2 separate regions of the Homo sapiens genome follow, and region 1 is linked to region 2. The links are chromatin loops, found by intact Hi-C in ENCODE. Cell type or tissue: mammary epithelial cell. All regions are shown on one strand. Links, peaks and the distances in the headings refer to the core of each region. The heading gives the core; the rest is flanking DNA. Region 1 holds the start of MIR583 (microRNA 583). Region 2 overlaps LOC101929710 (a long non-coding RNA gene).

Region 1 (2,925 bases), core at 102-2,601, 140 kb before region 2:
CAAGCAGATGCTGGTGCCATGCTTCCTGTACAGCCTGCAGAACCATAAGCCAAATAAACCCCTTTTCTTTATAAATTATCCAGCCTCAACATAAGATGAACTAACTTGTTTAATCTGTTTTACTATTTCTGTAAGGAACAGTACACTTTGACTACTGGATAGCTGGATTACCTATGCTATAGTAATCTTCAGACCAGGAACATTAGAACATTTTTTTCTTAGGTGAGATTTATCTGAAACCATCTCACTACATTTTACATTTAGCAGATGTAACTATTAAATTGGTATAATAAAGAAATTATCCTGCTTCTTGCTGTGCCCTCACATGGCAGAGGGAGAGAGAGCACAAGCTCTCTTGTCTCTTATGATAAAGGTACTAATTCCATCGTGACAGCCCGACCCTCATGTCCTTATCTAAACCTAAATACCTTCCAGAGGCCCCATCTCTAGACACCATGACATTGGGGTTTCAACATATGAATTTTGGGAGAGACACAAACATTTAGTTCTTAACACTCCCCTTCTCCCTCAGGCCACTTCAGTCTACCCAAGTACACAGCCTCCTAATTAAGGGGTACTTGGTGATTCTTAAAGACAGGGGTAAATTTTCATGAACATCTGATCAAGCTTTTTTTTTTTTTAGACGGAGTTTTGCTTTTGTTGCCCAGCCTGGAGTGCAATGGTGCAATCTCAGCTCACTGCAACCTCCGCCTCCCAGGTTCAAGCAATTCTCCTGACTCAGCCTCCCAAGTAGCTGGGATTACAGGAATGTGCCACCACGCCCGGCTAATTTTTTCATATTTTAGTAGAGATGGGGTTTCACCATCTTGATCAAGCTTTTAAAAATTGAATTAATAGGTATAGAACACAATGAAACAAACCAAGAAAGAACAAGTGGAAAGAAAGTAGTTAGAGCACTTAATGTCAAGTTAAATCAATCACTAAGCATAATTTGTCTTGTGGGTATTGATGATGGCATGTGGTATGTGTTGAGATTTAAGAATGTATTTCACAGTGACATGGATGGAGCTGGAAACCATTATCCTTAACAAACTAACACAGGAACAGAAAACCAAGTATTGCATGTTCTCACTTATAAGTGGGAGCTGAATGATGAGAACATAGGGACACATAGAGGGAAACAACACATACTGGGGCCTTTTGGAGGGTGCTGGGTGGGAGGCAGGAGAGGATCAGGAAGTATAATTAATGGGTTCTAGACTTAATACCTGGGTGATGAAATAATCTGTACAACAAAACCCCATGATACAAGTTTACCTATGTAACAAACCTGTATATGTACCCATGCACTTAAAGTTAAAAAAAAACCTATTTAAATGATAGGAAGGCTGTTCTTTACATCTTACAACTCACACATTAACCAAAGAGGAAGGTCCCATTACTGCAGGGATCTTAGCAGTACTGGGACCTACCTCTTTGGTACTTTCCCCTGGGCCCCCTTCATTTCACTCCCTACCCACACTCTTTGTCCTGAGCTCCCACTTACCAAATGGCATCAGGCTTGTTACTCATTTGGCTATTTTCTCTTGTGAGTCAGGAATGATTCAATATCCTGGCAAGGGTTAGGAAGGCTAGTCTTTTTAAAGAGCTCTCTTATAGGTAAATACAAACATGATAACTTGGGTGTTTGAAACCACTTTTAAGTATGTTTTTTACTAATTCTTAAGGTTGAAGAGATATCTTGGGATAAAAAATTGCATTAGTTGACAATTTAAAAAATGTAGTTTGTAAAGTCTGAATAACTCTTATTTGTATATGGTAAAAAGTGTAAATTACAAAAAAGATATACAATGAAAAATGAATTTCCTTCTCATTTCACATCCCTAGTTCTCTCTGTCTCCCCTTCAGAGGCAACCACTACTAATTACTTGCTAGCACCCTTCCACAAACATTCTCTACGTAATCAAACTTCAATATTGTTTATATAGCAACCTTTAAGAATCAATTAGGAACATACTATATACATCTTGGTTATTATTATTTTTAACTTAACCATGTTTTGTTTCTTAGAAATTTTTCTATATCAGCACAAATAGCTTTATCCTATTCTTTTAAATGGCCCTATGATGAGGATATGCCTTAATTTATTAAAGTAGTCCTCTAATAATAGGTATTTAGGTTATTTCTAGTCTTTTAAAAAGCAAACCCCACTGCCTGAAAAGCCTTATATATACATATTCGTGCATTTGTGTGGTTTTGTAAGTATATTTGTAGTATATCTATAGGTTGAATAACAGCATGAAGAGAAATATGATCTTGTAGTGGTTAAAAGCATAATTATTATGGGTTTGACTGCCTGCTACTGGCCTACGACTTATTAGCCATATAACCTAGGACAAGTTACTCAACTTTCTGTACCTCAGTTTTCTTATCTGCAAAATGGGTATAAATAATAGTATATACCTTGAAGAGGTGTTATGGGCATTAAAGGACCTAACAGAAGTACATCATGCTGATATCCACATATAATACATTCTACATAAATTATCTCACTAGGATACTTTCCTGGAAAACAGGACTTTCTCTTTTAAAAATATTAATGCTATCATTGGATGATAACTGTTTTTCTTCTTGAAACTTGACAAAATCTCACTACTAAGCTTATTACAAATACTGATATAATTCATGCTCATTTTGGCTTGAAGGAGATAGTTTGGCAGGGCAAATTGAGAGTAAAGTTCCTGACCATAGGTATAAGTGAAAGTCTGAATTTAGTCTTAATTTGTTTTTGAACATTAGATTAAAGTTCATCATTTTGGACCTCAGTGTCCTTATCTGTTACATGCAGGGATTAGATTAGATGATCCCTAAAGTATCTTCCAGTTCCAACAATTATGTCTGTGCTTATTCCATTCTCAAAATGAGACCTGATTTATGTGGCTTAGACAATTGTGGGAGATAAGT
Region 2 (2,925 bases), core at 111-2,610:
AGAACACACTGGGAGGCACCAAGTGGGTCAACATCAGGGGAAGTTTAGAGTCAGGCAGCCCTCAACTTGAGCCTTTGCTTTGTTATGTACTGTGTGGGGTGTTTGGCAAGTTACTTAAGGTCACTAAATCTCAGTTTCTTCAGGTGAAAAGTGGAGATATTAGGTGTTCCTATCTTAGGGGCATTGTGAGGAATAAATGAAGCTGTGTGCAGAACAGCTACGTAGTATATGCCTGGCACAGGATAAGTGCTCAGTTAATGTGAGGTATTATCACTATTATTTTTTATGTGTATGATTTCATGGCCCATGTGGTGAATTGTTTGAGCTATGTCATGACAGATATATAATGTCAATTTAACCAAAAATTTTCATTTGTATTTCTTGAACTCATAGAGGTTCAGGCTTAGCACATAATCACACTCCTCAAGAACATCTCTTATTTTTCTTCCCCATCTACTTCTATTATGCATTCAGGAGCTGGCCTTCCTAAGACGCTTCATTCAAAACTATTTTTTGGTTCTCATCCATTTTGCCCCTGTCTCATAGCCCCAAAGTGGCTGTCACAAACCTATGAGACAGGCATTATACCCATTTTATAGATAAAGGAAGTGAGCCTCAGAGAGCTACTAAATAACTGATCCAAGATTATACAGCTAATAAGTGGCATTGCCTAGTCCATGTCAAAGTTGCCAGCCTGGCCAGGCATGGTGGCCCATGCCTGTAATCCCAGCACTTCGGGAGGTTGAGGCAGAAGGATTGCTTGAGCCTAGGAGGTCAAGGCTTCAGTGAGCCATGTTTGTGCCACTGCACTCTGGCCTGGGCAACAAAGTGCGGCCTTGTCTCAAATAAAAAGAAGGAAGGAAGGGAAGGAAGGAAAGGAGGGAGGGAGGAAGGAGAAAGCAAGAAAGGGAAGGAAGGAAGGCAGGCAGGCAGGAAGGAAGGAAGGAAGAAAGGAAGGAAGGAAGGAGAGAAAGAAAAGAAAAAAGAAAAGGAAAAGAAAGAGAAAGGTAGGTGGTTGGCATGTTTAATATCTCTTAAATTCCTTCTCATTGTCTCCACAGAAGACCCCACTCTGTCTCCTGCTAAAGGTCTGTCAGAGCCTGTACAAAGGTTTTAAGGTCACTTTCTTTTGGAGCAGGATGTCTGAAGCTGATGCTGTATGTTGCCCAATGAACAGCCATTCCTTTCCCCTTTCTTCCTTGTTGTTAAAGCCTGTCTCCCACGACAGAGACTGAAAATGCTAAATACTAGTTTTCCCTGCCTCTTTGTTGCTATGGTGTGGGTCTGTGACTCAGTCCTGGCTAATGGGACGTGAGGAGAAGTTTGCTCAGAGGCATCTGAAAAGGGTTTGTCTCCTTAGTACAAAGATATAAGAGGAGTCTCTACTCTCTTCCTACCCTTCCTGTTTTGAACATTGCTTTGTGAAGACATGATGCTTCGGGCTGTGGCAGCCATCTGGTGTCTATAATGTTTTGTGCCCCCTCTTCATGCATTTTAATCTCAGATGGTAAAAGACACCCTCAAGTACACTAGGACTTACCTATAATTAATTGAGCTATTCAGAACATGTTATGTAAATGTTAACATGACCATGGTAAAGAATAGAATATTTTAATGGAAATGTTTGTGAGGAGGAATAAACCTTTGAAATTATCTAGATTATCAACTCTTCATTTCACAGAAAAAAGAAACTGATACCCAAAGCATTTAAACATCTTTCCTAAAATTATACTTGGTTAGTGACAGAGTCTGGCATAGAAGCTAGGCCTTCTGACTCTGTTTCAAACATTATTTCTGTAAGACATTTTTTGATGAATAAGACATCACTCAGTTGGAGCTGTGCTACTTAAAATATTTGTGACGAGTAAGTGACCATCTGAAGTGATTCAACTTGTTTGATTCATTTTGTTTCTAAATAGTTCTAAGCTTAGTTGGCTATTTAGTGAGACTACCTGACATCCTTTTTTTCTGAGAGTCTTTCTTGAGTTTAGTAAGTTGTTTGAAACAAAAGTACCAAGATTTCAGTCATTCTGCAGCAGAGAAACCAACATTCCGTGATGCCCTTTGTCGGTATGATATTAGTCAGAGAAGGAAGAGTTGCATCACTCCCTAGTGCCATTATTTGTAATTGTGTGCTTCACTAAAGGAGATTACAATTAATTTTATTCACAACATATATTTTCAATGTTAAATTTAACAGAGTTTAGGTCATTATGGATTACTTGAATGTCACTTTGCCCTCCCTTGGCCTGTTGTGGATTGATTTGTAGTCTCTAAGAACATATTCTGAAGTCCTAATCTCTGGTACCTAGAAATGTTACCTTATTTGGAAATAAGGTCTTCACAGATGTAGTCAAGTTAAGTATCCTTGTCATATTGAAGACAAGGATCTCCACTCTTACCACTCCTATTCAACATAATACTGGAAGTCCTAGCCAGAGCAATCAGGCAAGAGAAAAAAATAAAGGGCATTCGAATTGGAAAAGAGGAAGTAAAATTGTCTCTCTTTGCAGGTTCTTATGTTAAGAAAACCTAAAGGCTCCATCATAACCCTCCTAGAGCTGGTAAACAAATTCAGTAAAGTTGCAGGATACAAAATCAATATACAAAAATCAGTAGTGTTTATATACACCAATAATGAAATAGCTGAAAAAGAAATCAACAAGGCAACCCCATTTACAACAGCTGACAAAAAATAAAATATCTAGGAATAAACGTAACCAAGGCAGTCAAAGATTGCTATAAGAAAAACTACAAAACACTGATGAAAGAAGTTGAAGAGGACACAAACAAATGGGAAAACAGTCCACACTCATGGACTAGAAGAGTCAATATCATTAAAATGACTGTGCTGCTCAAAGCAATATACATATTCAATGCAATCTCTATCAAAATACCAATGTCATCTTTCACAGAAATAGAAAA

The links. Hi-C counts contacts between places; a loop is a spot of excess contacts. Peaks named below come from ENCODE experiments on the same cell type or tissue, not always from the same donor. Only the 100,000 strongest peaks of a DNase experiment are listed, where the experiment ranks them.
Region 1: it touches region 2 in a loop (4-fold over the local background); 3 of 110 quality-filtered maps call a loop at or near these places.

What each region holds. Positions count from the first base shown.
Region 1 is chr5:96,077,771-96,080,695 of GRCh38, forward strand. It overlaps MIR583 (microRNA 583), which reads left to right and starts at 1,368; the gene lies at 1,368-1,442. The region is part of intron 1 of LOC101929710 (a long non-coding RNA gene); the gene reads left to right. It also overlaps a transcript of CAST not described here. In mammary epithelial cell, for the core only: no CTCF peak of the experiment used is centred there; a DNase peak (open chromatin) is centred at 1,511; H3K27ac peaks cover 2,500 bases.
Region 2 is chr5:96,218,828-96,221,752 of GRCh38, forward strand. The region is part of intron 1 of LOC101929710 (a long non-coding RNA gene); the gene reads left to right. It also overlaps a transcript of CAST not described here. Among named protein-coding and RNA genes, the nearest start is that of MIR583, 140 kb to the left of the region's middle. In mammary epithelial cell, for the core only: no CTCF peak of the experiment used is centred there; DNase peaks (open chromatin) are centred at 1,274 and 1,964; H3K27ac peaks cover 2,173 bases.